2 separate regions of the Homo sapiens genome follow, and region 2 is linked to region 1. The links are chromatin loops, found by intact Hi-C in ENCODE. Cell type or tissue: PC-3. All regions are shown on one strand. Links, peaks and the distances in the headings refer to the core of each region. The heading gives the core; the rest is flanking DNA. Region 1 has its middle 76 kb from the start of ZNF92. Region 2 overlaps LOC124901661 (a long non-coding RNA gene).

Region 1 (15,937 bases), core at 2,853-10,852:
TGCAGAACCCTAAATTGGCCTTACAAAACTCTAATAGGAATATTTGTTTAGCTGTTGCTCTTTTCATCACAAGGAATCATGGGATATCATCCATTCCAGAAAGTTTATTGAGCACCTATTATGTACCAGGTATTGAGCTAGGGTGGATACATACAAATCAAAAAGACCCTGTCCTCAAAGTACTTAAACTCTAGTGGGGCACACAGACATGAAAACAAAAGGATACAATCAATTGTCACAGGTGACATGATGGAGTATGTTCGGCATATTGAGACCTAAAGACTGGAGTAGCCCACTGTAGCCAGGGAAAGAGTGAGGAACAGGAAAGCCTTCATAAAGGAGGTGGCCCATTTCAACTGTACAAATAAAAAGAACCATTTCAGTAAGAAAAATGCCTCCCTAAGATACACTCACACTTGTTTTGGCCACAGCATCTTTGATTCTGCATTTATTTGAGCCCTCTTCTACTGAGTTAGATCTACTTGTACTTTGAAAATTAGTTTTGAAGTCTTAGTTGTAAGATTGTGCATCTCAAATTCATTGAATTTGCCTTTGAAGCGAAAATGCCAATGCTCTTCTATCCCTCAGTTAATGCATATATTTGGTTGCTTGACAACGGAACATTTCTGTACTGCCTGTGTCATCTCAGACTGGAAACTTCTTGGAAGGGGAATCCCTTTGTTTTTATAAACAGCCTGGTAAGCTTTGAAAGCTTATTTCAGGAGGTGCATGGTGGGAGGTGAGGGATTAGAAAGTATTTGGGCTGCAAAGCTCACTTCAGAATATCTTCCTCCTAGCTCCAAACTGCCTCAGACTCTCAGTCACATTTTTTACCTGTTGCGAGCCAGGGATGTTCATATCACCACAGCCTTGACATTCCCTCTCTATTGATGAGAATGAGAACCAGAGCAGTATCTCTGTTCCTATTTTCATTCCTGGGTCTCTCAAAAGTTTTCTCAATAGCAAGTCACCATTCCTGTGATGAAGAAAGCAAATGCAACTATGAATCAATATGTATATAGGAAGCCAAAGACCTTTTATAGTTTCTGAACCTAGCTTGATATCTTTCTGGGAAACTAACTGTTCCACACAAACTGGAACGCTTGGCGTGATGGGCTTCTACAGGCTTTACAGCTGAAGTGCTCTTTATCTGATTCAAAAAACTAGATTATCATTTAAATATTCTCTTTCCACATGTCCCTCAAATTGATCATAGCTATATTTTCTTAAGCATGTGGCTTATAGCTTGATGATCTTGGAAAATATTCAAAAGTAGCACATAACAGGTATTGTAACCAAGGGAGGTTTCAAAGAGAGTGACTGGTCAGAGCATCTTCTAGGATACTTCCTTTTTAAAAAAAAGTTTTGGAAAAAACTTAATTCACAAATAAAAAATGTATGTATTCAAGGTGTACAATGTGAGGATTTGATACACATTTACATTGTGTACTGACTACTGAAGTCAAATTAACACATCCATCACCACCAGTAATTGTCATTCTGTGTGGGGAGGTGGGGTGAGGACACTTAAAATCTGCTCTTTTACCAAATTTCAAGTAAACAGTTCAGTGTATTATTAACTGCAGTTACCACGCTGTATGTTAGATCCCCAGAACTTATTCATTTCATAACTGAAGGTTTGTACCCTTTGAACAACATCTCCCCATTTCCCCAAACCCCAGCCTCTGGCAATCATTGTTCTACTCTCTGCTTCCATGAGTTCAACTGTTTTAGATTCCACATATAAATGCCATCATACAGTATTTGTCTTTCTGTGTCTGGCTTATTTCCTTTGACATAATGTCCTCCAGGTTCATCCATGCTGTGGCAAATGACAGGATCTCCTTTTTTAAGGCTGAATAATATTTCATTGTATATATATATATAATATATATTAATTATAATTATATATTATATTAATATGTTATAAAATATAATATATAATATAATATATATAATATATTATATATATGTCAGATTTTCTTTATCCATTCATCCTTCAATGCATGTTTAGGTTGTTTTCGCATTTTGGCTGTTTTGTATAATGCTGCATGAACATGGGTTTGCTAATATTTCTTTGAGATACTGATTTCATTTCTAGGATCCTTCTAAGCCATCCCACTGGTGAGTATTTGTGCTTCCTGTACATGCTGAATGTAAACTAATTTATTTTATTTTATTTTTTTAAGATGGAGTCTCGCTCTGTCGCCCAGGCTGGAGTGCAGTGGCGCGATCTCGGCTCACTGAAATCTCCACCTCCCGGGTTCACACCATTCTCCTGCCTCAGCCTCCCCAGTAGCTGGGACTACAGGTGCCTGCCACCAAGCCTGGCTAATTTTTTGTATTTTTAGCAGAGATGGGGTTTCACCGTGTTAGCCAGGATGGTCTCGATCTCCTGACCTCGTGATCTGCCTGCCTCAGCCTCCCAAAGTGCTGGGATTACAGGCATGAGCCACCGCGCCCGGCCAAGCTAATTTAATTTTACATTAGCCTAATAATGACTTTCATGAAAATGAAAGAGAGTCAGTCTAAGGAAAACAAAGCTGTTGAGCACTAAGCAAGAAAGTCAGCATCCATTCTTGTTGCAATTTAACTTTGTAGTGAAAACGAAGGTAAATAATCAATAGAGAGAAATTGTCACCTATTGATCCTAATAATAAGATGTCAAGTGATGTGTTTCAGATAGAGAGACAGAGAGAGAGGCAGAGAGAGAAAGAGATCCCCTCTTTGTGTTTACCATTTGCAAACTACTTGAAAATCTGTCTCAGCAAAATCTCATCTATTTGGACTAATGGGGGTTGGGGGCAGGCAGACCAATGTGAATTAGTGACAGGTTGGAATTCTAGAATGTTTTAAAACATGACCTTTCATTAGTTGAAGTCTATGTGTACCATAACTCAAACTAACTGCACACAGTGGTTCCCAAGAGAGATCCTCAGAGATTGGCTTTCATGAATAGATAAGACCCATTGGTTACTAGCAGTATTCATTGACTCATAAACAATGTGCTAAAGTCCTTAGAAACAGTTTGTTTCTTTAAGATGAAAAGGCCTTTGTGATGTGATTTAAAGAATCCTGCCCAGCAAACTTTACCCTCATGGAGAATGCAAAGATCTCTCTCTCTAGAATCTCACACACACAGTTGGCAGCACCTGAGGGATTGAGGTGTGACTGTACTGATGCGATAAGGTAAAGGGGGTTCACCCTGCTGTCTCTGTTAAGAGATGCATAGAATGTAAAGTTGGGAGAAACATCCTATCCCCACCTCAGCCTCTGCTGGTGTACTTCTGGCAGCAGGAATGGAGACCATTACCTCTGGAGGCTGGTCAGTACTAATGTTTGGAAATGGTTTTCCTTGACTCTCCATTATTTGATGGGCCAACAGGTCCTCTAAGTCTGTGAGTGTGGACTTGATACATCAATATCCCTTGCCTCTCCAGCCTCCTCCACATGGGTGTGAAAGGGGGAAGTTGATCTTGGTTGCCCACCCGTCTCCTTTCTTCTCCCATTGCTTCCTCTCTCATCTTGGACCCCTATAATAAAAAAAAAATGGGAGGCCAACTGTTAGCTAGAAAATAATCTTGCCCCTTTCTGGTTTCTTTGTCTACTCCTAAGGAATTGCAGAATTTCCTAATCCTTAAAGAGTCAAAAGAAAGAGCTAAAATTTCAGAACATATGACAAGCAATGGAGTTGATATATTTTTGAGAAATGGATCACCAGTAGTATTTAGTCAAGTCACACTGTGTGGACAGCCTGCCCTCCCTCCATCCTAAAATGCACTCATCTTTGCTCTGTTGGGTAATGTAAATATTCAGCTTCCTCTCCGTATCTAGGCTGAATGTTTGTCTTCTCTTGTCCGTATGGCCTTGACATGCCTGGCCACATCATGAAGGGTCTGTATTACAATGTAAACTCCAGCAAAGGGTTCGTGTTTGTTAATCTTTGTACAATTCTAAAAAAAAGAATGTTTAATAAGTGGCTTTAAAAATTTTCTAATTGTGGCAAAATACACATAACATAAAATTTATCATCACAACCATTTCTAAGTGTACAGTTTAGTAATGAGAAGTATATTCACATTATTGTGGAACCAATCTACAAAACTGTTTCATCTTGCAAAACTGAAACTCTATACTCATTTCACAGTAACTCCCCATTCCTTCCTCCCCCCAGTCCCTGGCAACCCCAATTCTACTTTCTATCTCTATGAATTTGACTACTCTAGATAACTCATATAAGTGGAGTCATATAGAATTTGTCTTTTTGTGACTGGCTTATTACACTTAGCATAATGTTCTCCAGGTTCATCCATGTTGTAGCATGTGTCAGAATTTCCTTCCTTTTTAAGGCTGGATAATATTTCATTTTATGTATATACCATATTTTGTTTCTTCATTCATCTGCTGATGGACATTTGGGTTGCTTCCACTTTTTGGCTACTGTGGATAATGCTGCTATGAACATTGACATAGGAATATTTATCTGTTTGATTTTATGCTTTCAACTCTCTTGGGAATATACCTAGTAGTGAAATGGCTGGATTATAGGTTAATCCTATTTTTATTTTTAGTAGAGACAAGGTCTTGCTATGTTGCCCAGGCTGGTCTTGAACTTGTAGGCTCATTATTCTATTTTTAATTATTTGAGGATAATGATGTTTTTCAATGAGACTGAGAAGGAGAAACATAAGCTATATGCATTATTATATTAGAGTGTCTCCCATTTCCCCACATATCTACTGAGTACCTATTATGTGCTTAGTGCTGTTTCTAGTAGGATTTGGGACCCTATGGTTCCTTCTTTTCTGTCACTAGAATATGACCTCCATGGGGGTAGGGATTTTTGTCTATTTATTTCTTCTTTACTGATGCATGGCCAGGACCTAGGATAGTGTCCAACATTCATTCATTCCTTTGTTCAGCAAATACTTATTGAGTACCTAGTATGTACCACATGCAAAACGATTATGAAAGTGATTATGAAAGTCAATTAAGAAACCAATATTTCTTTTCTGCTTGGCTAATGGGCAGAGTTGATGAAAGGAAGCAACAGGTCTTTCTGATCACTTTGTGCTCCATCAGCTAAATGTTAATGACCCCTTTACTTGCAAAGGAGGGATAGGGTTAAATTTAGGACTGTGTAGGGTCCAGCCCCACAGGATTGGTGGGTTTTCTCCCCATGTGCAGAGACAAGAGAGTGTAGAAATAAAGACACAAGACAAAGAGATAAAAGAAAAGCCAGTTGGGCCCAGGGGACCACTATTACCAAGACGCAGAGACCAGTAGTGGCCCCAAATACCAGGCTGCATTGATATTTATTGGATACAAAACAAAGGGGCAGGGTAAGGAGTGTGAGCCATCTCCAATGATAGGTAAGGTCACGTGGGTCACATGTCCACTAGACAGGGGGCCCTTCCCTGCCTGGCAGCTGAGGTAGAGAGAGAGATGGAGAGAGAGAGACAGCTTATGCCATTATTTCTGCATATCAGAGACTTTTAGTACTTTCACTAATTTTGCTACTGTTATCTAAAAGACAGAGCCAGGTGTACAGGATGGAACATGAAGGCAGACTAGGAGTGTGACCACTGAAGCACAGCATCACAGGGAGTCAGTTAGGCCTCTGGATAACTGTGGGTGGGCCTGACTGATGTCAGGCCCTCCACAAGAGGTGGAAGAGTAGAGTCTTCTCTAAACTCCCCCGGGGAAAGGGAGACTCCCTTTCCCGCTCTGCTAAGTAGCAGGTGTTTTTCCTTGACACTGATGCTACCGCTTGACCACAGTCCACTTGGCAATGGGCGTCTTCCCAGACGCTGGTGTTACTGCTAGACCAAGGAGCCCTCTGGTGGCCCTGTCCGGGCATAACAGAAGGCTCGCACTCATCTTCTGCTCACTTCTCACTATGTCCCCTCAGCTCCTATCTCTGTACGGCCTGGTTTTTCCTAGGTTATGACTGTAGAGTGAGGATTATTATAATATTGGAATAAAGAGTAATTGCTACAAACTAATGATTAATGATATTCATATATAATTATATCTAACATCTATAACTAGTATAACTATTCTTATTTTATATATTTTATTATACTGGAACAGCTTGTGCCCTTGGTCTCTTGCCTTGGCACCTGGGTGGCTTGCTGCCCACAGGACTGGAAGAGAGCAACTCAGCTAGAAGAGAAGATCAGTGGAGGCAAAAGCCTTTTCCAACTGATCCCGGATGGACAACTGCTCATTCACCAATACTGAAGCCATTTTTGAATTCAGAGGAGAGCAGAAAGTGGTGCCTGATTAGCAGCAACTTCAAATTAGAAGACTGAACAAACTCACCTAAATCTTACCTGGTACCCAGTCAATCCCGCTTAGTTCATTCAATAAGGTGATATTTAAAGAATATTCCCAGAGCTCTCTGGAGTTCACAAAATGGTGCATTCAGTTAACAACATCCATTTAAGTCTCCTCCTTTAAACTGCCATGAGATATGCTATTGGAGAAATTCAGCAGGTTAAGGGGCTGGCAGGAACTATCTAGGATTCCTTCCAGTTAGGCCCTCAAAGGCATTTTGCAGTCCCACGCTGGCCCCCAATATGCCAGTGTGGGACTGCATGCTGTGAACATATGAAAAGCCCTTCTGTGAGCCCCAGAGATTGTTTTTCTCTCCCTTCTGTGAGCCCCAGAGATTGTTCATGTCTATCTTTCTACTTTAAAACCACTGCCACGTACCATTTCTTAGGGTCCTTTTCATCTCCAGACTGGCCTATGTGGTAGGACGTAAACTTGCCAGCTACCCTCTCCTCACTGTCCTCCCAAGTAACACTGATACCATGGAGAAAACAAAGTTACAAATATGGGAAATAGTTATACAGACTTGAGACATTTCACAAAAGTTCCTGTAATCAATGTCCGTGCTTCTTTTGATTGAAGGTACTCTGAAGCTTCAGTGGTCTGCTCTATGCTATCTGTGAGAGTGGTGCTCTTTATTGCTTATAGGCTAAGGCTACACTAATTAGCCTGCCATTCAAGGCCCTCTCCAAGCAGACTATGGTCTACCATTCCATTATTACCTCCTACTCATCTTCCAGTCCACACAAACTGTCTGCTCCCATCAAATGGCACACTAACTATTTTCTCCCAAACTATTTTCATTAATATTTCCTGGTCTTTGTTCACATTAATTCCCTCAAACTCTCTACCCTTTCTTTGGGGCCTGGAGCCCTACCTTTTGTGACCACCCCCGGCCCTTGGGGCAGAATTGCTCCCTCCTTGGAATTCTGATAATCTTTCTAGTCTGCACCACTTCTCTGGATTTGACATATTGGAGTATATGTGTGTGCGTGTGAGACTAAAAGCAGGCACATTTTTATATTTCTAGGGCTAACACAGTGCCACACACTGAGTAGGGACTCAGAAAGCATTTATTTTTTAATGATGATGTCATGTTCTTGAGGCCTATTCTTTCTTTCCCTAGGTAATGTTTACTAATGTGAATGAAGTGCTGCTGAGGCTTGCTCATGTTTTTTAAAAAGATGAAGATGGTGATGACTCAGTGGCAAGACCTTTTGGCAGAGAATTCATCTTGAAAATACTTGTACTATCCTAGCAACACATGTGTAACAAGGGGAAACTGTCAGAACAGCCCTAAGGTAAAAGCAGGGCAGATTGTAGGATTTTAATAGGTAGGATTCTCTTCTCTCCTCTCCTCTCCCCTCCTCCCCTCCCCTCTCCCTCCTCTCCTCCCCCCTCCCCCCTTCCCTTCTCTTCTCCTCTCCTCTCCCTGTCTCTCTCCCTCTCTCTTTCTTCCATCCTTCCTTTCTTTTTATTTATTTACTCTCTTTTTCTTTCTTTCCTTCTTTTCCATCCTCTCTCCTTCCCTCCCTCCTTTCCTTCCTTTCTTCCCTCCTTCTTCCCTCCCTTTCTTCTGTCAAAGTAATTAAACTTTGGAATGAGTTATGGAGGGAGATTATTGAGAAAATTTGAACAATTTACTCATTCATTCTAAGAAAAACTTGGAGACAAAGTAAAGGAAAGGGGAAAAGTTTAAGTAAGAGGGATTTGGCATTTATCCACAGAAAACAAAGGAAGGCAGATAAAACCTTCCTTCCTTCCTTTCTACCTTCCTTCCTTCCGTACTTTTTGGTCTCAACTCTGTGTGGCTTCCCCAGCAGGATGAAGAACGCTGTGGTGGGTGGGGCTACTTCTTCACTGTGTTGTAGAGCCATCAATCAGGCCAATAAAAATTTAAAAAGGCACAGATGGTTTTCTCTGTGAAGAAGTGGCTGAAACAGTTACTGAGTAACTATTTCTCTTAATGTGGATATACCTTCATTCCCCAATTGACCCAACCAGGCCAACAATTTTAGCTCTTAAATACTTTACCCAAAGCAGTGCTGGAGTGATGGGTGGGAAAAGACCTGTTATTGCCTCAGGAGTTGGAAAAAGACAGACTCCCACAAGTGGCAGGACAAGAGGTAAGGGAACAACCAAAAAAAAGTAGCAGAAAAAGTTACAAAAGGGAAACAAGGAAACAAAAATTGAAATGTTAAAGGGACACTAACTACATAGGAAGCAAGTGTGGAAATTTGTCTGTGATTAGATTCTTGGAGAAAAGTATAGACAATGTGGTATAAAATACTTTAGTCCCAGAAACACCGTTCTAGAGCTATTCATTTATAAAACAATTTTAGGTGTGTAAGACTAGAAATCTGGGCAGGGCGTGGTGGCTCACACCTGTAATCCCAGCACTGTGGGAGGCCAAGGTGGGTGGATCACGAGGTCAGGAGTTCAAGACCAGCCTGGCCAACATGGTGAAACCCCATCTCTACTAAAAATACAAAAATTAGCTGGGCGTAGTGGCAGGCTCCTGTAATCCCAGCTACTTGGGGAGGCTGAGGCAGGAGAATCACTTGAACCCAGGAAGTGGAGGTTGCAGGGAGCTGAGACTGTGCCATTGCACTCCAGCCTGGGTGAAAGAGCGAGACTCTGTCAAAAAAAAAAAAAAAAAAAAAAAAGACTAGAAATCTGTATTTTTTAAAAAATAGAGATGGGGTCTCACTCTGTTGTCCAGGCTGGTTTCAACTCCTGGCCTCAAGCAATCCTCCCACCTCAACCTCCCAAAGTTCTGGGATTACAGGCATGAGCCACCACACCCAGCTGAAATTTGTATTTTTAGTAAGTGCTTCTGCTGATTCTTAAGATCGAGTAAGTTTGGGAAGCACTAGCCTGTAACATAGTAGAAGGAGTTTCATTAAAGTGCAGAAACAGCAGCAAATAATTTGCTTGAAAGACAATTCATGAGACAGGAAGAAGAAGACGGGAGATAAAGATCAAACTTTGAAATAGGAGAATAAATAATTATATTTCTCTTTTGCACCTCTCGCTCCTGAAATAATTTAAAGTAGCAATGTTATAATATGAATAATGAACATATCTTGAGTGCTTACTGTTGGCTTGGCACTACACGTGCATTTTCTCATTTAACACTCACAACAACTCCATGACTACTATTGTGTTTTTCATTTTACAGATGAGGAAAATAAAAGGTTAAGATAGGAAAGGGCAGAGCTGGGAGCCAAGTGTTAAGTATTTTAGTCCCCAGAGTCTCTGCTCTTGCCTCACTATATTGCTTCCAAACATCAAAACAAACAGAAAACCAGAAAGCCCAGAAACAACAGGAAAGCCAAAAAGCACAACTAAGTGAAGAAACTTAGATGAAGGAAAAATAAAGGAAGACAAACAGGTGAAGCTGAGGTGAGGTCCCGTGCATTGATTAGAAGGGGGTGGGGACACACATTTGGCTGTGGGCTTTCCAACAGCCAAAGCAAAGAAGGAAGAGTGTCTTGATGCAGGGTAGTCACAAGATAAAAGCAAACCCTCTTTTTAGAAGAAACATAGCAATTTCTGGTAGCATTTTCTGGGAGAAATGACCCTTGTAATACTTCAAAAAGAGGAGAAATGATTCTATTGAAAGGATTTGAAAGGATTTTTTTTCAAAGAACTTTGCTGTTCATTAATTTTTTAAAAATTGGGTAAGCAAATGTTTTAAAAAGGAAATCATTTAAATATAGATGATAATATTATTCCCTTGTAAATATGTTTTACAGTTCACACTTTTATAATAAAATAACTGCATGTGGAGTTTTTGTCCTTGGAGATCTTAAAGAAAAGAGTGGCTATTCCTCTGGCTCAGATGCCCGAAGGCAAGGACAGGCTTAAGGGGGCTCCTTCCAACTCTGAGGCTGCGATTCTATACTTTGGGAGCTGTGCAAACACTTCTACCTGCGGCAGCTTAACTAGTCTCAAACCTAAAGACTCAGCCACAGCAATGGCAATGAAGGCTTCCATTGTGGAAATCCTTTCTGATAAAATAAGTGCTTAAAACACACACACACAGACAATAAAACAAAACCTCCTCAACACTTGGGATTAAGACACACTCAAGTAAGACATTTGCAGAAACAAAAGTTTTACTTAGTAAATGCTTGTAACTGGGGACGGAGAATCAGCACTTAGGCACCACTGATTTAACTCTGAGAGTGTTTGCTGAAGTCCTCTGTGTCTTAGACATCAAAGAAATATTTTCTAAGAGTGCCATCAGCACCACCTCAGGGGTGATGTTTTAAGTCTAATATGAAAAAAGAGAACTTTGCTGAAATTTCTTACATGATTAACACGGCTGAATGCCCTTTATGACAAAGCATGAGGAGCGCAAATAAAATTCTCTTCAGGAGGAGACCTTTTCCCTGTTTTTTTTCTTCTTAAATCATTTTTTAGTAATGTAGCACAAGAAAAGAATGTTCACATTTTGGGGTGGGAGAAGGAAGTCCAGAGAGGTATAGCTGTGCCGTTGAAACTGACCGAACTCATTACATATTGGGTCAAATGGCTCACAGGAGGCTTCCTTGCTGAATGTCATCCAAATGCAACCCATAAAAGGTGAGAATCAAGTTACCATCATTGTGTGCATTAGGAAATGTGGTGCAGCAATGGCTAATAAAAAAACATTGGTTCTTTATAGAGTCTGTTGGGATCTTTGGCCTTCTGGCTAGCATGGGGCATCCAGGAAGAAGGCACACAGGTGGCTTCTCTAAGAAAGAACTGGCTGGGCATGGTGGCTAATGTCTGTAATCCCAGCACTTTGGGGGGACAAGGTGGGTGGATCACCTTAGCACAGGAGTTTGAGACCAGCTTGGCCAACATGGTGAAACCCCGTCTCTACTAAAAATACAAAAATCAGCTGGGCATGTTGGCAGGCACCTGTATTCCCATGCACTTAGGAGGCTGAGGCAGGAGAATCACTTGAACCCAGGAGGCGGAGGTTGCAGTGAGCCGAGATCATGCCACCGCACTCCATCCTAGGTAACAGAGCGAGACCCTGTCTCAACAACAGAAAAAAAGAAAAAAAAAAAGAACTGAGGTGCTTGCCTCTGCAAAAAGGGGCAGAGTTATGTTGCTGTCAAGTGAAGGACTTCATCCTTGCCACAGAATGCGTCACCTTCTGGAGGGCTTGATGGACTGCTACCCGACCAGGTTTCCCCTTTATAAACAGAGTCCAGCCACCTTGGCCTTATCTCCTGGATTCTAAAATAGCTCATCAATTTAATAGCACTCAGGTTGTTTATGCACACACAAGACCCTTTGAAAATAACCATTTTCCTGTCACCAAACAGGCATTTTGAAATCAACTAATTGGATGGTTTTCTGAATTCAACTCATTGTTTTAAAAATAACTAGTTGTTCCACCCAATTACATTTTTTTTTTTTACCCCCAAGCCAATTGGTGTGTGTAGACAGAGTTTGAGTTGATCCAGGTGTCTGGCTGCATTTTTGACCTGAACTGATTGACTGCATGTTTTGTGGTCAGATATATACAGCTCTTGATAGCCACAGGGGAAAATGGAGTAGAAGGGAAGGAAGGTGTAGGAAAGTTAGGAGAAATTATATCAACAAAAGTTTCCATCTTGAGTGCTGTGGATCAAGCCATTTTCTGCAATCAATCCTCCCTCCCCCTCAAAACACATGCACGCACATGCGCACGCACACACACACACATGCACACACACACACACATAGTTAAGAAAACAAAAATAAAGTAATAACATCCCTCCCAGCTGGCTCTGCTCATGGCTGTGGGTCTTTTCTTTCTTTCTCTCCATGAATTTCATTACTGTTTGTGTGGCCTGTGGAGGGATTCTGGCAACTCAACTTCATAGGTTTCGCTACCACTTAAGCTGACTTTTCCTTCCTGTGGGGAGCTCTCCTTTGACGGGCTCAGTGTTCCTCTCAGTCTGCTAAAGGCAAGGCAGGAATGAGAGGGCTTCGGTCAGACCTGTACCCCGTAATTCCAAGCATGAGGCCTGACACTGACCCATGTAACCACTTTTCCTGAGGGAAGCTGGGAGTTTCCTGTTATGCGTGTAACCAGTTCTCTCCACCCAGACAATTACCGGTACATTTTGAGAAATTCAGAGTTTTGTACCATCTATAGTTTCCATAATTAGTTGTCAAATTCCACTGGCCTGAGGAAGTGCAATTCAGATGCTTTCAAAGGCTACTTCTTTCAGACTTATCATTTTGATTTCTTCATTTACCTTACTGATAACATGATGAAAGTAGAACAGAGACAGACTTTCCTTGAATGACTTATCCTTAGGTTTTTCACTTGTGAGCAAGAAAAGGTTCTCTAAACATTTACAATTGAACTGTAAGGGTGATCTTGAAGATGTCTTCTGCTTTTATTTTCACAAATTCTGAATGAACTGTATGACATAAACTCATTTTTCTACTGCCCACAGTACTTTTCTATCTGCAGTGCAAAGGTCACTGCAGTGAAGAGAAGAGCACAAGAAATATTCTGAAATTTGACCCATTTATATTGTTCTCAACTTTTCTCTCTCATCTAGTAAATCCCAAATTGGCATTTTTCATAACATATCATTTTTCCTGCCTGGCTCTTTAAGGTGAGTATTGATTCCCATAAGCCTTCCATAGACATCTGGATAACATTCAAAGTTTTTGCCTATGACATTTAGGTTTTAAAGCACTGCCACATGGCTTGTTGGGATTTTTTCTTTTCTTTTAGACTTGGGGTATGGTTCTGTCTTCATTGCTGACCAGCTATGTGACTTTGGTATTGCCACTTTATCTCTCTCAATCTCAGAGGGTTTCCTATGAATATTAAGGGGGTAATAATACTTGCTTGCCTGGTCTATCTGATAGGGCTGCTGGAAAGAACAATCAGATAAGGTATGAGGAAGTCCTTTGTGAGAAGTAGGAAGTTTTAAACAAATACAAGAGGTTCTGAAAGGAGACAATTTAACTGGGATTATTAGCTAGTCCTGGAAATATGGCTCTTCTTTCTCAGATTAAGAGGTTTGTTATCAGGTCCCCAAATTTTACTATGTGTTACCATTACTGTAATCCTTGTTTGTTGAATTGAAACACCCCAAAAGATCAAATTCTAAGGAAAAAATGCTATGAGTGGATATACTGACTAAGATTTGAGAATCAATAATATTAGTACAGGAATAAGGACATTTGGCAGGGTTGAATTTTTTTAATGTTAGTGATACTATGAATATGTTATAGTGCATCAGTATTATGAGTTCTGTTTGTAGCAAAACTAGGATGAGAAATAGAGATCTCTCGATTTCAGAATTGTGGCTGTTTCAGGTGTGAATACAATACAGCTCATAGGCTGGGCCAGGTGGCTCACACCTGTAATCCTAGAGCTTTTGGAGTCCGAGGTGGGTGGATTACTTGAGGTCAGGAGTTCAAAACCAGCCTGGCTTACATGGTGAAACCTGATCTCTACTGAAAAAAAAATAGCTAGGCATGTTTGTGGACACCTCTAATCCCAACTACTTGGGAGGCTGAGGCAGGAGAATCACTCAAACCCGGGAGGTGGAGGTTGCAGTGAGCTGAGATCACGCCATTGCACTCTGACCTGGGCAACAAGAGCAAAACTCCATCTCAAAAGAAAAAAAAAAACTGAACTGCTCATAGAACAATACTGTGCTGATCTTTTTATATTAATGAGAACTAAACCATTTTTTTTTGTGAAAATACACAGAAAAACAGTAGGTGATTCCATCCTTCATTCTTTGATGTTTCTCTTTAACTGGCTCATCCTTGAGTGGTGTAGGGCATTTGATAAGCCCCAGATGGTTTAGAAGCACACAGGTAATATATCTGCTTTTTATTATCATCTTGTCTAGCTGCTTGCATGTGATTAAATGACCTCTTTGCCATAAGACCAGTTACACCAAGGAAGATGAACTTTCTCTTCTATATGTGAGATAACTGTTTTCCCTCCACACCATAGAGTATTAGCTGAGAGACTGACATTGTTTCCATTTACTGGCCTTTTTCCTCTGAACAAGAGTCACTTCATTACCTAGTACCAAGCAGAAGAAAAGAAAGTAAATATGGCATGATATTTCCATAAGGTGACAAATTAGAAATGGTATGAATATATGTGAGTTTGATGGTGAAGTTGAAAACTGGGGTAGATCTGGCTGTAAGCTCAAGTTTGAAATCTTTTTTCAGAGGTGAATTTAAGCTCCTGTAGTTACATCCAGGAAATATGAACCATTACTAAGATCTGGGAATTGAGGGTAAGGCCAAAAGATAAAACAGGTCTGGAAATGTAATTGTAATTGGGGAGGCCAAATGACAGAGGTTAAGCCCTGAGAAATGGAAAGGCAAATTGGTGTCTGAGAATTCCTGGGCCTTTGGCAGGTCTCTTGCTGGATCCAGGCCAGCACTGAACACTTCTTAGCTCCCGTACTCTCCACACGGACTTGTTTTAAGGAGAAGCTGGAGGAAGACTAAGCAGGATCCAACACCGTGAAGTTAAAGGAGACCCTCTGAGGGCATATGCCTGCCTTCAAACTTACAAATCTGCAAACCTTTGGTAAGCTGGCACTCCCAAAAGCTGGCATTTGTGGCAAACCTGCCAATGAACTCACAACTAAAGACGCAAGATCTGTCATTTCTGATCACTCTGGAGGTTAAAAACAAACCTGGCTAAGGACCATGAGGATGAGAATTTTACCCTCATCACTGTATCACCAGTGCTTAGAACACAGTGACTGCTGAATAAATGTTAGTAATAAATGAAAGAGAAAGAAACAAGTAAATAAAGTAATGTTTGTTAAAACAAACAAAGCCAAATCTGGCTTTGATGGCCTTTAAAAGAAGTAGCCTTAAGGTTCAAACAATAATGTGAATACCTGCAACATGCCAGACACTTTACCTATATGATCTCTGGTCCCTTCAAAGATTTGGCAAGATTGTATTTTTCTTAGCATACAGAGAAGTTGTACAATGCATTGTAATATATGTGTAATATCACATGGGTCTATGTATCCATCCATTCACTGACCAAGATTAAGTTTAAAAAAATTGTGATAAGAACGCTTAACAAGAGATCCCCCCTCTTAACAAAATTTTAAGCATATTATACATTATCATTGACTATGGGTACAATGTTGTACCCATAGTACAAATTTATAGAGCCTATTCCTCTTGCTTGACTGAAACTTTATGTCCTATTCTTCCTTATCCCCAGTCCCTGGTAAACACTATTCTACTCTTTGTATCTATGTATTTGAACATTTTAGATACTTTTTGTAAGTGTAATTGTGCAGTACTTGTCCTTCTGTATCTGGCTTTTCTCACTTAGCATAATGTCCTCCAGGTTCATCCATGTTGTTAGAAATGGCAAGATTTCCTTCCTTTTGAAGGCCAAATAGCATTCCATTACATGTGGATACCTCATTGTCTTTTTAAAAAACTTTTATCAAAACTTCAGGGTTATATGTGCAGGATGTGCAGGTTTGTTACATAGGTAAATGTATGCCACGGGGGGCTGTTGTACAGATTATTTCATCATGCATGTATTAAGCCTAGTATCTATTAGTTATTTTTCCTGATCCTCTCCCTC
Region 2 (15,937 bases), core at 5,422-13,421, 230 kb before region 1:
CAGCTGATTATGTTTTTATAATGTAGCTTATATTAATTTTTATGTTTATAAATATAATCTTTTAAAGTTATAAGTACATAATCCTTGTATATCCTTGTTTATTTTTATTTTTAATTTTTTTATAAAATATTTTTTATTTTTAAAAATAGTAGAAACATGGTTTCACTGTGTTGCCCAGACCAGTCTTGAACTCCTGAACTCAAAGTATCCTCCCACCTCGGCCTCCCAAAGTGCTAGGATTACAGACGTGAGCCACCACTTATAATCTTTATAAGTTTAGCTCCAACTTTGCCACCACTGTTCTCTGTCACCTTTTAAATTCCTTTGCTCTCATACATAAATGGAATTCTTTTCCAATATTTCCATATTGCTATGGTGCCTTTATTTATTTATTTTATTGGGCAACCCCCGCCAAACCAGAATAGGTTCATAGAGACTCTCTGCCTTTGCTATGTTCCCTTTTAGTATTTAATGTTACAGTTGAATGTTTTATGTCAGTCTGGTTCTCTTCCCTACAGCTTATTTTTCATGCTCAAACCTTTAAAATTTTCTTTCTTTCTTTAATTTCACCAGGATATATCTAGGTATGTGTTTTCTTTCAATATTCTTGCTGACCTTCGGTGGGAGTTTGAAGTATCAGCTGTTTTTAGCTCGGGGATTTTTTTTTTCTCCATTATTTCTTTACTTCTTCTATACACTCTAGTCTGTCATACTAAATGTTGGATTTTCTGGATCTATTTTTCCTATACCTTTTCTTTTGTAATTTCAATTTCTTTGTTTTTCTATTCTATATTCTGAGTAAATTCTTTTTTTTTTTTTTTTTTTTTTTTTTTTTTTTTTTTTTTTTGAGATGGAGTTTTGCTGTTGATGCCCAGGCTGGAGTGTAATGGCACAATCTCAACAATCTCAGCTCCCTGCAACCTCCACCTCCCTGGTTCAAGCGATTCTCCTGCCTCAGCCTCCCAAGTAGCTGGGATTACAGGCATGTGCCACTGCACCCGGCTAATTTTGTATTTTTGTAGAGACAGGGTTTCTCCATGTTTGGTCAGGCTGGTCTTGAACTTCTGATCTCGGGTGATCCGCCTGCCTCAGCCTCCCAAAGTGTTGGAATTACAAGCATGAGCCACTGTGCCTGGCCAGTAAATTCTTTAATATGCTCTTTTTAGTTTATCATTTCAGTTTACATTGTTGTTGATTCCACTGTTCTTAACTGTTGAGTTTGATTTCATTATTATGTGTTTTATTTCCAAGTGTGCTTCTCTACTATTTTTTTCCTTTTTTTTCTGCTGTATAGTTTCTCTTCTTGTCATCTGCTGTTTCTGTAGCAGTTTCTCTTGCTTTGTCAATGTAATATCCTTTTAAATCCCTGTTAACTCTCACTGAGGTTGTTGATTAGAATTTTTTAAAAAGTTTTCTGTGCTTTCTTGCCTTGACTTAACTCTTTTTGAGGACTGCTTGGTCTCCTTTACAGCTCCTGATTGTCATTTATAACACCTAGTCATTTTCCATTGTCTTTGCCTACTTACAGTGAAAGTCTAGACTAGTTTAAATTGGTAATTTGTATTCTTTAATGATTGTTAGCCCCCGAGTGAGCCTCACTTTCATAGCTTTCCTTCCCTCACACCAAAGGAAAAGTAGGAGATCTTAGTATTAGAGGCCTACTTCATGTATATGGCCTGTTGATGAGGATGCCTGCTCTTTTTTGACATCTGGGGAGAGTTCCCAAATCTTTTTGTATTTTACTTCCTGGAGTCTCTCCAAGATGATTCTCTATATAATCAGGCAAACAAATGAGGAAATGTCACTGCTTGGCCAAATTGCTTTCCTTTGTGCCCTTGCTTGGCTGGAATTCTCCCTTCTAGCCCTCTCACTCCTTGTGGTGTTTGGTGGGTAACCTCACTATGAAATTTCACTTCCATTTCTGGTAGAAGATTAGTTTAAAAACTTTCAAGTGCTACTTTTTTTTGTTGTTTTTTTTTTTCAGGAAAAGAATTAGAATGAATGTTGCTTCCAGAGTAGGTTTCCATTTGCCATCTACCCCCGGCCCCATTTTTTGTTCATTCAGCAAATACTTATTGAATGCTGCCTGTGCTAGGAAATATATGATGAAGAATACAAAGTCTACTCGTGGAGACTATATTTTAATAAAAAGACGAAACTTTGACATCATTCTCTTACATATTTTTACATAAGGAAAGAGTATTTGTTTTATCTTGGTGGGAAATTTTATTCCTCCAATGAATAATATATTAAAGAAAACAAGTGGGAAATTTCATGCAGAAATTACATACAAGAAATAGGAAGAAAATATACAAAGGTCAAAACTTAGTAAGTCACATTGACCTAGCATGTTGCCTGGATTATTTAGGTATGCAATAACTTTTTACTGAAATGGAATGTTCTCAAGTACTGTGAGGCCAAGTAATTCAAGATAGAGAGGAAGGAACACCATCCATGTCTGTCGGCAAAATAGTAGCAAAACCTTTTCCCCTCTTGCATAGGAATTTAGTTAACTTTTTAGGTATGTTTCTTGGAGCCCTTACAGTATCAACTACATTAGTAGGCTATACCGCTATGGAAAAAATGATCTCTGAGTAAATTGCATGTAGACCAGAAGGAAATATAAATGAACTAGTTTCCAGATGCCGATACAATGGCTGTAGGCTTCATTGAGTGCAGTGATTCTTGAAACTGGGTAGATCTTGCAGCAGTCCACACAGCTATCTGGGAGCTTTCATCCCAATGCTGACAGCTCATGTGCAAGGAGATGAGATCTAAATCAGATAGGTATAGAGACCATGCTAGCTGAGATGCTAATGAAGCAAGGACTCCTGAAGAAGGGGAACTTGACACTGTGCTGCCCACATGCTATGCTTCTCTTCTGTATTCGTAGTGAGTCTAGTGCCAAGTGTAGCCTCTGATAGTCTTTGATTTTTAATATTCTTTGAGCTTAATGGGCACTGCAGTGGTTTAATCAGGTCTTGGGATCCCGACAGGTGTTTCCCCCAGGTCCATTAGGAGTCTTCTGTTACTTTTAGAGATCGTTTTTATAGTGTAATATACTAATTTTCCTTTAATTTAGGCTCAGGTTTCTGGGACTTTTGGTCCTCCTCAGTTTGCAGATTTCACAAGCAAATTATTTTACGTTTCTTTTCTACAGACTTTACCCCTTATTTGGGATGTGTGAAAAATTTTTACAGGAAGTAGACTTTTTTCAGAGGTAAGTATTTTATAACTCTTCCGGCTTATAAAATCTTGGTTACACGGAGTATAGCACTTGCAGGCAATAGGAACAATCACAAATCACATTCCTTGGTTTAGCTTGTACAGCCAGGCTATCATCTGTGGCCATGTCGTTAACCTTAAATTAGGAAAAAAAAAACTAATTTGGTTTTTTTCTTAATATTATAGAAACTTCTTTGAAGTTGGAGCTTCAAAACTAAACCTACCAGGAATCACTTGCATTTAGCACTCAGCTAGGCCATAAAAACACAAGTAATATGAAGAAAACGTGTAAATACGTTTGTTGAAAAAAATCATTAGTCATCTGTTTTTTTAATACTGTTCGTTCACACCATTCTTATTTATTTATTTATTTATTTATTTATTTATTTATTTATTTATTTGAGACAGAGTCTTGCTCTGTCACCCAGGCTGGAGTGCAGTGGCGCAGTCTTGGCTCACTGCAGCCTCTGCCTCCTGGGTTCAAGTGATTCTTCTGCCTCAGCCTCCCAAGTAGTTGGGACTACAGGTGCCTACCACCACACCTGGCTAATTTTTGTATTTTTAGTAGAGACGGGGTTTCATCATGTTGGCCAGGCTGGTCTCTAACTCCTGACCTCAAGTGATCTGCCTGCCTTGGCCTCCCAAACTGCTGGGATTACAGGCATGAGCCACCACCGCGTCTGACCTCATTATTATTTTTTGAGACAGGGTCTCACTCTGTCACCCAGACTGGCACAGCTCACTGCACCCTTGAATTCCTGGGCTAAAGCTATCATCCTACTTCAGACTCCTGAGTAGCTAGGACTACAGGCATGTGCCACCATGACTGGATAATTTTTAATATTTTTTTTTAGAGATGGGGTCTTGCTGTGTTGCTCAGGCTGTTCTCAAACTCCTGGCTTCAAGAGATCCTCCTGCCTCTGCCTCCCAAAGTATTGGGATTACAGGTGTGAACCACTGCACCAGGCCCACACTGTTCTTATACTTGCATATTTCTCTGTAATCTACAATTGTTTTGTAATTCTGTAGGTAAATTTTATTTTGTAGAATACATATATTTTTTCAGAGTTTTATATGGAATGAATCTGTTAAAGCACATGCAGTAGTTGAATGGAAAGCTTGATGAAGAAATAGGAGTCAAGGGAGTGACCAGACTTCTGGTATGCTGGTAGAATAATACTGGGAGAAGACATAGGATCTTAAAGCACTGATGAAGTCTGTTTCATTTCTTCCGCTCATTGTCTCTGCCCTCATGAAGTTCACCAAACCTGAGGTTTTTGTGACTCTGTACTTGTCATTGGGGTGATGATAGCTTCTTACAGGGCTGAGTTGCAACGCTACCTTCACCAGCAGGTAATGCTGTCTAGCAAACTGTACCATCTAGCTTGGCTTTTTAAGATCCTAGTTTTGAGGCTGGGCGCGGTGGCTCACGCCTGTAATCCCAGCACTTTGGGAGGCCGAGGCAGGTGGATCATGAGGTCAGGAGTTCGAGACCAGCCTGGCCAACATAATGAAACCCCGTCTCTACTAAAAAATACAAAAAATTAGTAGGGCGTGGTGGTGGGCAGCTGTAATCCCAGCTACTCGGGAGGCTGAGGCAGGAGAATTGCTTGAACCCAGAAGGCGGGGTTCCAGTGAGCCGAGATCACGCCATTGCACACCAGCCTGGGCAATAGTGCGAGACTCCTTCTCAAAAAGAAAATAAAAAATAAATTCTAGTTTTGAATCTGAAATAAGTTCATGCCTTACTTTTGGCTTTAGATTCTTTAAAGTAGAGAGTCTGTTTTTGCACAGTTGGGTTGAAAAGATTTTTGGGAAGATGATAGCTCTGAATCCCCAAAGTTCTTCATCTGATGTTCTTAATTCATCCTTTGAGTTCCTGCACAGATATCACCTCCTCAGTGAGATATTTTTTGACTATCCACTGGCACGAGGCCCAAAATTGGATCAGTCTGAGCCAGGAGTAACGTACTTAACTTTTCTGAGCCTCAGTGAGGCATCATCCCCTCTGAGTCTCAGTGTTTTCTGCCACTTGAATGTAAGCTCCATTGAAGCAATCGTTTTGTTCTCTTTTGTTCACTGTGTTTCCAGAACCTAAAATAGTGCTTGGTGCTTCGTAGGTCTTAAAAATGTATTTGTTAAAATAATTAATGAATCTATAATATGAAAATAAAAATTCTAATGATGCTTAGGATTGCTGGGAGTTAAATAAGATCATGTAAAACACTTAAGAGTATGCCTGGCACATAATGGTTATCAATAAACAGAGGCCTTTCTGATGATCATGTGACTGAGGCATGATTGTATAGGTACCAGTCTATCTTGGTCGTAAATTGCAAGCTCTTCTCACTTCATCATTCTTCCTACTTCAGGGTTTGGTAGGTGTCTGGGGCCCAGCCTGTGGTGAACGTGTGCACAGTTGAATGAGTCAGTTGCTTCTGTTTGTTCCTCCAGGTATTTCATCGCTGATTTGCCCCACTTGCAGGACAGCTTTGTGGACAAACTCCTTGACCTTATGCCCCGATTCATGACATCCAAACCTGCAGAAGTGGTCAAAATTCTACAGACCATGCTGCGACAGAGTGCCTTTCTGCATCTCCCACTTCCAGAGCAGGTCAGGGTCTATTTGGCCCCTGTAGGCCAAATCTGTCCAGACGGTCAAAAATCTTTACCTTGGTGATCTTCTTTGACCAATGGAGCAGCTGGGCTAGGCTCTTCCTCTGAGTGGCTCCCACATGCCCACTCATTAGATAAGGAGACAGAAAAAAGATGTGTTTTCTTGTCCAGGAATGACCTGGCTTTAGAATCATAGGATTTTCCTCTTGCTTACAGATCCACAAAGCCTCAGCCACCATCATTGAGCCAGCAGGCGAGTCAGACAACCCTTTGCGGTTTACCTCTGGGTTGGTGGTTGCCCTGGATGTTGATGCAACCCTGGAGCATGTGCAGGATCCTCAGAACACTGTTAAGGTCCAGGTCTGTCGGGTTTGGGTCCTCGTGGAGCTTCTAGACTGACCTTGTGTTGAAGTATTTAATGTTAGTACCCCTGTAGTCTCTACTTGAGGGACAGAAACTGGGACAGGAGAAGAAATGAGCTTCTGTGGGAAAGAACCTAGGCTTGAATCTCAACTACTGCTGAGTGTGGTTTGGAGCAAGTTACTTTAAACTCTGAGTCTCAGATTCTACAACTGACAAATAGGAGGAGTTGACATAAAGAGATAATGTATTTAAAGCCCCCAGGACCCAGTAAGCGTTCAGTAAATGATAAGACCTTTTCTAATCTTGTAATGTGACGTTAAGATTTGGTCTTTTGTTACAGAAAACTATAATAAACAAGTTCCTTTCAGGCTGTGAGTCAGTCAGCTGGCAGATAAAATTTATGGATGGGAAAAAGCGATTACTAGGAAATATTCTTTCCCAAGTTACATAGATGTAATAGAGACACATGAGAAATGTAGTAGAGACACTAATCAATTCAGACAGTGCAGTTAAGCCCCACAAAGAGTACTACTCCTTCATTCATCCATCTGTCCACTCATTCATCCTTCCTTCCATCCATCTGTGCAATCGTGTTTACTCTATTGCATGCACTAAGTGCTGTGGTTGCCAAGGTAAATATGTCACAGTTCTTCCTCTCAGGGTGTGCACAGTTTCACTGAGAGACATACAAATGGGCAGGCAATTATAAAACAGGGTTTGGTGAGTAGACATGCACAGGATGGGTCATCTCCTAGACTGTCTCCTAAAAAACCCTTTCAAAGCACCTCTATCACATGCAGGGCTAAACCTTTTAGAGTATTCAATTTGGAGTGTGGTGGAGGCTCAGGAAAGGAAAGGAGAAGGGCACAAGGGATATGAGAGAAGGGCCAAAGGGATATGAGTCAAAGCAGGGATGCAAGCACTGGCAGGAAGTACAATAAGGGGACAGAAAAATAGGCTGGAACAGGCAGAGAAGGCTTCCTGGAGGAGGTAAGGATGAATCAGGCCTTGAAGATTACGCTTTTCGGCTATGGTGACAATAAAGGACTGGGCCTTCTGGCTTCCAAGCAGAAATTATTATAAATTATGAGACCTGCAGAGAACTAGTTCTGAGCTAGCTGTGAAGTTGTATTGCATATTGGAGTGTTTTTGTTTTGTTTTGTTTTTTTCCACATTAGTGGTTGTCCACCTTCACTGCACTTTAGGATTACTCAGAAAGCATTAAGAACAGATGAATAGGTGTCAGCCTACATTAATTAAATCAAAATCCTGAGAATAGGGCCTATGGACACTAGTGTTTAAGAGTTCATAGGTGATTCTAATACGTAGTCAGTGATACCAGCAGAACTACTGTTTTACCTTGTCCCTGAAAAAAAACTTCACTGATCACCTGAGTGTAAAGGAGATTGTGGGCAGGTTACTTAAGGGTCATCTCCTAGACTGTCTCCTAAACCCCCTTCAAAGCACATCTACCACACGCAAGGCTAAACCTTTTAGATACCTTATAGGTAGAGGGACAGGAAACTCACTGCCCCATCGTGGGACAGGTCCAGTGCTTTGAAAGTGCCATCCAGTCCAGTCACCACACCCTGAGTCATTCCTCTGTTCCAGGCACTACTTCAGGTGCTCGATAGAGATATAGCAGTAAACATGCCTCAGAGATGACACTGAGATTACATTCCCCATTAAAATACTGTAGATCTGTTCTTTAAAGCAAAGCCTGCAGAACTCCATTCATTAACTATTTATTTTATTTTATTTTATTTTATTTTATTTTATTTTATTTTATTATTATTATACTTTAAGTTTTAGGGTACATGTGTACAATGTGCAGGTTTGTTACATATGTATACATGTGCCATGTTGGTGTGCTGCACCCATTAACTCGTCACTTAGCATTGGGTATATCTCCAAATGCTATCCCTCCCCCCTCCCCCCACCCCACAACAGTCCCCGGGGTGTGATGTTCCCCTTCCAGTGTCCATGTGTTCTCATTGTTCAATTCCCACCTATGAGTGAGAACATGCGGTGTTTGGTTTTTTGTCCTTGTGATAGTTTGCTGAGAATGATAGTTTCCAGTTTCATCATGTTTTATGGCTGCATAGTATTCCATGGTGTATAAGTGCCACATTTTCTTAATCCAGTCTATCGTTGTTGGGCATTTGGGTTGGTCCCAAGTCTTTGCTATTGTGAATGGTGCCGCAATAAACATACGTGTGCATGTGTCTTTATAGCAGCATGATTTATAGTCCTTTGGGTATATACCCAGTAATGGGATGGCTGGGTCAAATGGTATTTCTAGTTCTAGATCCCTGAGGAATCGCCACACTGACATCCACAATGGTTGAACTAGTTTAGAGTCCCAACAACAGTGTAAAAGTGTTCCTATTTCTCCACATCCTCTCCAGCACCTGTTGTTTCCTGACTTTTTAATGATCGCCATTCTAACTGGTGTGAGATGGTATCTCATTGTGGTTTTGATTTGCATTTCTCTGATGGCCAGTGATGATGAGCATTTTTTCATGTGTTTTTTGGCTGCATAAATGTCTTCTTTTGAGAAGTGTCTGTTCATATCCTCCGCCCACTTTTTGATGGGGTTGTTTGTTTTTTTCTTGTAAATTTATTTGAGTTCATTGTAGATTCTGGATATTTGTCCTGTGTCAGGTGAGTAGGTTGCGAAAATTTTCTCCCATTTTGTAGGTTGCCTGTTCAGTCTGATGGTAGTTTCTTTTGCTGTGCAGAAGCTCTTTAGTTTAATTAGATCCCGTTTGTCAATTTTGGCTTTTGTTGCCATTGCTTTTGGTGTTTTAGACATGAAGTCCTTGCCCATGCCTATGTCCTGAATGGTATTGCCTAGGTTTTCTTCTAGGGTTTTTATGGTTTTAGTTCTAACATGTAAGTCTTTAATCCATCTTGAATTAATTTTTGTATAAGGCGTAAGGAAGGGATCCAGTTTCAGCTTTCTACATATGACTAGCCAGTTTTCCCAGCACCATTTATTAAATAGGGAATCCTTTCCCCACTGCTTGTTTTTGTCAGGTTTGTCAAAGATCAGATGGTTGTAGATATGTGGTGTTATTTCTGAGGACTCTGTTCTGTTCCATTGATCTATATCTCTGTTTTGGTACCAGTACCATGCTGTTTTGGTTATTGTAGCCTTGTAGTATAGTTTGAAGTCAGGTAGCATGATGCCTCTGGCTTTGTTCTTTTGGCTTAGGATTGACTTGGCGATGCGGGCTCTTTTTTGTTCCATATGAACTTTAAAGTAGTTTTTTCCAATTCTGTGAAGAAAGTCATTGGTAGCTTGATGGGGATGGCATTGAATCTATAAATTACTTTGGGCAGTATGGCCATTTTCACGATATTGATTCTTCCAACCCATGAGCATGGAATGTTGTTCCATTTGTTTGTATTCTCTTTTATTTCACTGAGCAGTGGTTTGTAGTTCTCCTTAACATCTGTTAAGGAGATTAATTAACATCTGTTAATGAGAACTTTCCTCGATTAAATATTCTGTCATTGGAGATTGGTACATTTCTTTGTCAAGGGCAACAGTTTTTAAGCCATTCACATACACACGTTCCTGGGAGAAGTGACACTGGGGAGATTTTTTTTTAACCCCTGAAAATGAACATATTGGAGAATACATTCATGATCTCTCCACAGGCTCTAATAAAGGGGGGGAGACCTGGGTTCTGCACCTGGCCTTGTTGTCGTGGTTACGGTTGCTTTCAGGCAATGGCACCTGTTCTCCAGGTGTGTCTGGACTTGTACTTGCTTTAGCCATATATGGCCACCAGGGGGAGGAGTCACCCCACAGTTGCCTGGAGCGCCCTCGCTCTCCAAATTCACAGCTTGAAATGTCACCTGTGGCCGTCCTGCGGTCATCCACGGTTTTCTTTCTTACCTTTTCTTTCTTTCCTTCCTTCCTTCCTCCCTCTCTCCCTCCTTTTTCCTTCGTTCCTTCCTTTTTCTTTTTTTCTTTCTCTTTTCTTTCTTTCTTTCCCCCTCTCTCTCCCTTCCTTCTTTCTTTCTGTCTTTCTTTCTATCCTTCCTTCCTTCTCCCCTCCCCTCCCCTCCTCTCCCCTTCCCGACAGAGTTTCGCTCTTGTTGCCCAGGCTGGAGTGCAGTGATGTGATCTCAGCTCGCTGCAACCTCTGCCTCCTGGGTTCAAGCAATTCTCCTGCCTCAGCCTCCCAAGCAGCTGGGATGACAGGTGCCCACCATCAAGCCTGGCTAATTTTGTATTTTTAGTAGAGACGGGGCTTCCCCATGTTGGCCAGGCTGGTCTTGAACCCCTGACCTCCGGTGATCCATCCTCCTCGGCCTCCCAAAGTGCTGGGATTACAGGCGTGAGCCACCACAGCTGGCCATCCATGGCTATTTTCACCATGCCTCGCTTTCCCCTGTTGGTTCAGTCACCCTCAAAGGACAGAGCCTCTGTGCTATAGGCCTCCCCCCCGGATCTGTGCATTGCCTAATATGACTGGACCCTCCTCCCCACCCCCCATCCTGCCCCAGCTCCTCTGATGACATCATCGGCTCTGGAGCCACCACTCAGCTTTTTGCAGGAGGGTCCCCTCCCTCCAACCCCACTGGCCCCTCAGGACCCCACATCCCCCGGCACCGTCTGGTGCAGGGACTCTTTTTTCTCCTATACCCCACGTACTGTAGAATCTAAGGTAGGGTCTATATCCTTCATGGTTCCTGTGGTCGTGTCCAAGACCTTTCTCTTTCAAAGGCAGCGGAGTCACCTGCTGTCCCTCTCAGTGACTGCTGTCTGCTGGTCTTCCGCTTGCACCTCGTCATCCATTGAGGACTTGTGTTCCTGGCTGACTGCATTCTCATCCTTCTTGCCGTCTTGTAGAGCAGCAACCCCTCTACATTCCCCCAGCAGGTTTGCAACAGTGATTTCATACAAGACGTTGGTGTCGTCACCCACGTGGACAGGCCAGGCTACTCCCCGTCTCTCTGGGCACTTAGACTGCTGAAGCTCCAGTGAGCTTTTCCAACTTGCCTCTCAGCCACCACTCCCTGCCTGCGGTCACACCTGGGACCCTCCATCACCCAGAAAGGAGACTTCAGACAGCTCTCTGCTGACCTCTCTTCTCTTGCTCCAGAACTCTCCACTTGGCCTCCCCACCTCATTGTCACTCTCTCTGTGGTCATTGCCTTCCTTAATCATGGTTCATAATTAAAATCAACTCCTGCAGGGCGAGGTGGTTCACGCCTGTAATCCCAGCACTTTGGGAGGCCGAAGTGGGTGGATCACTTGAGGTCAGGAGTTCGAGACCAGCCTGGCCAAAATGGCAAAACCCCTGTCTCTACTGAAAATACAAAAATTAGCTGGGTGTGGTGGCAGGCGCCTGTAATCCTAGCTACTAGGGAGGCTGAGGCAGGAAAAATCGCTTGAATCCGGGAGGTGGAGGTTGCAGTGAGCCGAGATCACACCACTACACTCCAGCCTAGGCGACAGAGGGAGACTCCATCTCAAAAAAAGAAGAAAAAAAACCTCCTTTTTCTCTCTCTCTCCTGACATTGTTCCCCTGGGCAAGGGTGACATGAACAGGCTGGATCTCTTGCATCTGCATCTGGACAGCCAAGCATCACTGGGAAAGCACACACTCAGCTGCACTTTCACTTTATTTATTCATCTATTTATTCATTTACTTATTTATTTATTTATTTATTTTAGTGACAGGGTCTCACTCTGTCACCCAGGCTGGAGTGCAGTGGTGTGATCAGAGCTCACTGCAGCCTCCACCTCCTGAAGCGATCCTCCCATCTCAGGTTCTGTGGGAGCTGGGATCACAGGCGTGCACCACACCATGCCCATCTAATTTTCTAATTTTCTATAGAGATAAGGTCTCGCCATGTTGCCTAGGCTGCTCTTGAACTCCTGGCCTCAAGCAATCCTCCTCACCTCAACACCCCCAAAGTACTGGGATTACAGGTGTGAGCCACCATGTTTGGCTGTACTTTGACTTTTTTTTTTTTTTTTTTGAGACGGAGTTTTGCTCTTGTCGCCCATGCTGGAGTGCAGTGGCGCAATCTCAGCTCACTGCAACCTCTGTCTCCCGGGTTCAAGCAATTCTCCCACCTCAGCCTCCTGAGTAGCTGGGATTACAGGTGCCCACAACCCTGCCCAGCTAATTTTTATATTTTAAGTAGAGATGGAGTTTCACCATGTTGGCCAGGCTGGTCATGAACTCCTGGCCTCAGGTGATCCACCCATTTCAGCCTCTCAAAGTGCTGGGATTACAGGCGTGAGCCACCGCGCCTGGCCTGGCTGGACTTTCACTTTAAATTCAGACTTCAAGTGGGCTTCCTGGAAACCCCTCTACATTCCCCCAGGAGGTGAAGGGCCTGAACATCCCTTTTCTGCCAAAGGTGCGGCAAGAGCCTCTCCCTACCAACATCTCTCTTCAGTTCCAAGGATGAAACAGATAGTGGCCATAAAAAGAGCAGAGGACAGCAGGAATAAAATTACCTCAGGTACTGAGGTTACAAGCACTGCTGGCCACCAGTTGCTCACCTTTCTTCAAGAGATTAGACATGAACAAAGAATGATGAGGTCACAGGATAAGCAAACTCTATGTCTTTAGATCTGTACACAGTATAGGCCTCCAATGTTTAGAAACAGAGAAAATAGAAAAAGGCAAACTCATGTTGCTATTTGGCCTCGGCCCTAATGGTCAGGCTGTGGTTTTCTGTTTTCTCCTGTTGTATGTGGTGCTGTGTGAGTATAATCACCAATCACATGTATACATGTCCACATGTATTTCTGCATTTCTCAACATTATCTTACAAGACATTCAACTTTAAATCAGGGGGAAAAAATTAGTACTTTTAGGGTGCCCACTATTAGAAGGTAACTAGTAATCAGGCTGTCATTGAAGCCTGGCATCTTATCTGCACTGGGTGCATGTATTAGTTAGCTGTTACAGTGTAACAAACCATCCAAAACTTATTAGCATCATAATTGAGATGGTCAGGCATTTAGGCTGGGCTCAGTGGGACCATTCTTCTGGTCTCAACTGAGCTCTTTCAGACATGTATTATCAGCTGCTTGTTGACTAAGCAGCTGTGCTTCTGGGAGTGAGCTTCTGCTTCTGGGGCTGTCAACAGAGGCAACTTGCTTCTCCTCCCCATGGTATCTTGTCTGGCTTACATGGGCTTTTTTTCATAGAGATGGCAGCATTCTGAAAGAAAAACAGAAGGATTCAATACCTTTTGAGCCTACGCCTCAAACTAGCACACTGTCATGTTCACAGGTTTCCACTGCCCTGAGCAAATAAGGCCAGCCAGATCCAGGGATTGGAAAACAGATTCTGGATCTCAATGGGAACAGCTGTAAAAGCACCTGGCAATGGGCATGGATACAGGAGGGATAAAAAATTGCTACCATTTTTGCAATAAGCATCATTCTGCCTTTTTTTGCGCATGTAGTTTATAGAACTCTTCCACATCAATAAATTGTCCAAAGACCCACAGCTACTAAGTGGCTGGGCTGGGACTCAGGATCAACTCCGTGTGACCCTTGAAATCCTGGAGAGTGACATTTCTAAAATAGAAGTCAGATTTCTTTTAGATTTGTGCCCATATAGTACTGTTTATTATTAGAATAATCTTAAAATGGCTGGGCATGGTGGTTCACACTTGTAATCCCAGCACTTTGGGAGGCCGAGGCAGGCAGATCACGAGGTCGGGAATTTGAGACCCAGCCTAACCAACATGGTGAAACCCCGTCTCTACTGAAAATACCAAAAAAATTAGCCAGGCTTAGTGGTGGGTATCTGTAGTCCCAGCTAGTTGGGAGGCTGAGGCAGGAAAATCTCTTGAACCTGGGAGGCAGAGGTTGCAGTGAGCAGAGATCACGCCACTGCACTCCAGCCTGGGTGAAAATAAATAAATAAATAATCTTAAGGAATTGCAGAAACACATGGCGGCTCACACCTGTAATCCTAGCACTTTGGCAGTCTGAGATGGGAGAATCACTTGCACTCAGGAGCTCAAGTGCAGCCTGGGCAACATAGTAAGATCCTGTCTCCATAAAAATTTTTTTTAAAAAATTAGCCAGGCATGATGAGGCATGCCTGTAGTTCCAGCTCCTCAGATAGCAGAGGTAGGAGGATTACTTTACTTGAGCCTAGAAGGTCAAGGCTGCAGTAATCCATGATTGGTTACACAACTGCACTGTAGCCTGGGTTATAGAGTCAGACCCTGTCTCAAAAAAAAAAAAAAAAAAAAAAAAAGAAGAAGAAGAAGAAGCAGAAAAAGAAAGAAATTGCAGGAGCATTTGAAAAGGACATAGAATAATTTGGAAAAAGTAGCTAAAGGATGAGTTGAGAAAATCAAAGCCAAAACCACACATGACTTATTTTTTATCATAGAAAAAAATTGAAAATTAAAAAAAAAACTCTAGAGAAATTAAATGTTACAGAGTTTAATTGAACAAAGAATGATTTGCAAATCAGGCAGCCTGTGGAGCCAGAGTAGGCTCAGAGAAACTCCAGCACAGCCACATGGTAAGAAAATATTGATGAACAGAAAAAGCAAAGTGACACACAGAAAATGAAAGTGAGGTACAGAAACAGCCAGATTGGTTATAGCTTGGGATTCGCCTTATTTAAACACGGTTTGAAGATTTGATATCCTTTTAGTGGGAAAATCACAGTGGTTAGTACAGGAATGCGTTACAGTTAGGTTTCAGTTTACTATGTACAAAAAGAAAAAAAAAACTATTGACCAAAATTAAATGAAAGGGGACAGCTTCAGGCTATAACTAATTTAACAATTTCTCGCTTTTGGTTATCTTCTCAAGTTTGAGAGACAGACCAAAACTTTATACATTATATTCTGCCATCATCAAAGATATACTTATTTAGTCTCAAATCTCACTGTGAAATAGCAGAACTGTGAGTTTTGTAAAGTGGAAATGAGAACTTGAGGATATTAATTTTTTAAAGAATTACAGTAGAGGGGACCTCTTTATGTTAAAATTTGCTGCTTACAGAATAAAAACAAAACCTGGCCTGTTTTAGCATCTACCTATTTTCTTAAATTTTTAGTTTGAGTATGTCATATTTAGCATGAGTGACTCCATTTTGGTTTGGTTTGGTTTTGTCTGTTTGGGCCTGGTGCGTAAGCTCAGTCCAGAATAATAGCCTCCAATAATTTCTTTTAAAAATTCCCCCGTTTTGGTTAAGTTTTCACATACGTCAGAGTGTGACCAAAACTTAGGGCCTTAGTGCCTCTCTCAGTTTCCATTATTTTGGGTTTTTGTTCTTATCATGTCATTTATAGGTTATGGTGTCCTCATGGTCGCATATATCTTTGAGTTTTCATCATTCCCATTAAAGAGAGACCATTTGACATTCTAGAGATGACTGCATGCAAACATTTATAACTTTTGAGAGAATACAGTGCAATAGGGAGACTACTATTTTGACTATCAGGAGGATAACACCAAGAGTTTGAAGTATGCTTTTTAACCAGGGTCCCCATGAACAAACCAACTAAAATTAAATAGATCAAATAATTAGCTAAATAATTGGTCTACTCATTTCAACCAAGGAGTCTGTTTCTTTTTTCTTTTCTTTTTTTTTTTTTTTTTTTTTTTTTTGAGATGGAGTCTCACTCTGTTGCCCAGGCTGGAGTGCAGTGGCAAGATCTTGGCTCACTGCAAACCTCTGCCTCCCGGGTTCAAGTGATTCTCCTGAACACTAAACAC

Evidence for each region. Peaks named below come from ENCODE experiments on the same cell type or tissue, not always from the same donor. Only the 100,000 strongest peaks of a DNase experiment are listed, where the experiment ranks them.
Region 2: a loop joins it to region 1, with 9 times the contacts of the local background. A loop is called at or near these places in 5 of 110 quality-filtered maps.

The regions. Positions count from the first base shown.
Region 1 is chr7:65,441,467-65,457,403 of GRCh38, forward strand. No RefSeq gene overlaps it. Among named protein-coding and RNA genes, the nearest start is that of ZNF92, 76 kb to the left of the region's middle. In PC-3, for the core only: no CTCF peak of the experiment used is centred there; a DNase peak (open chromatin) is centred at 7,545; H3K4me3 peaks cover 729 bases; H3K27ac peaks cover 1,847 bases.
Region 2 is chr7:65,206,594-65,222,530 of GRCh38, forward strand. It overlaps LOC124901661 (a long non-coding RNA gene), which reads right to left. Exons shown (of 2, transcript XR_007060366.1): 2 at 12,970-13,406. It also overlaps the pseudogene INTS4P1. Among named protein-coding and RNA genes, the nearest start is that of SNORA15B-1, 140 kb to the left of the region's middle. In PC-3, for the core only: a CTCF peak has its summit at 10,021 (motif pointing right); a DNase peak (open chromatin) is centred at 10,008.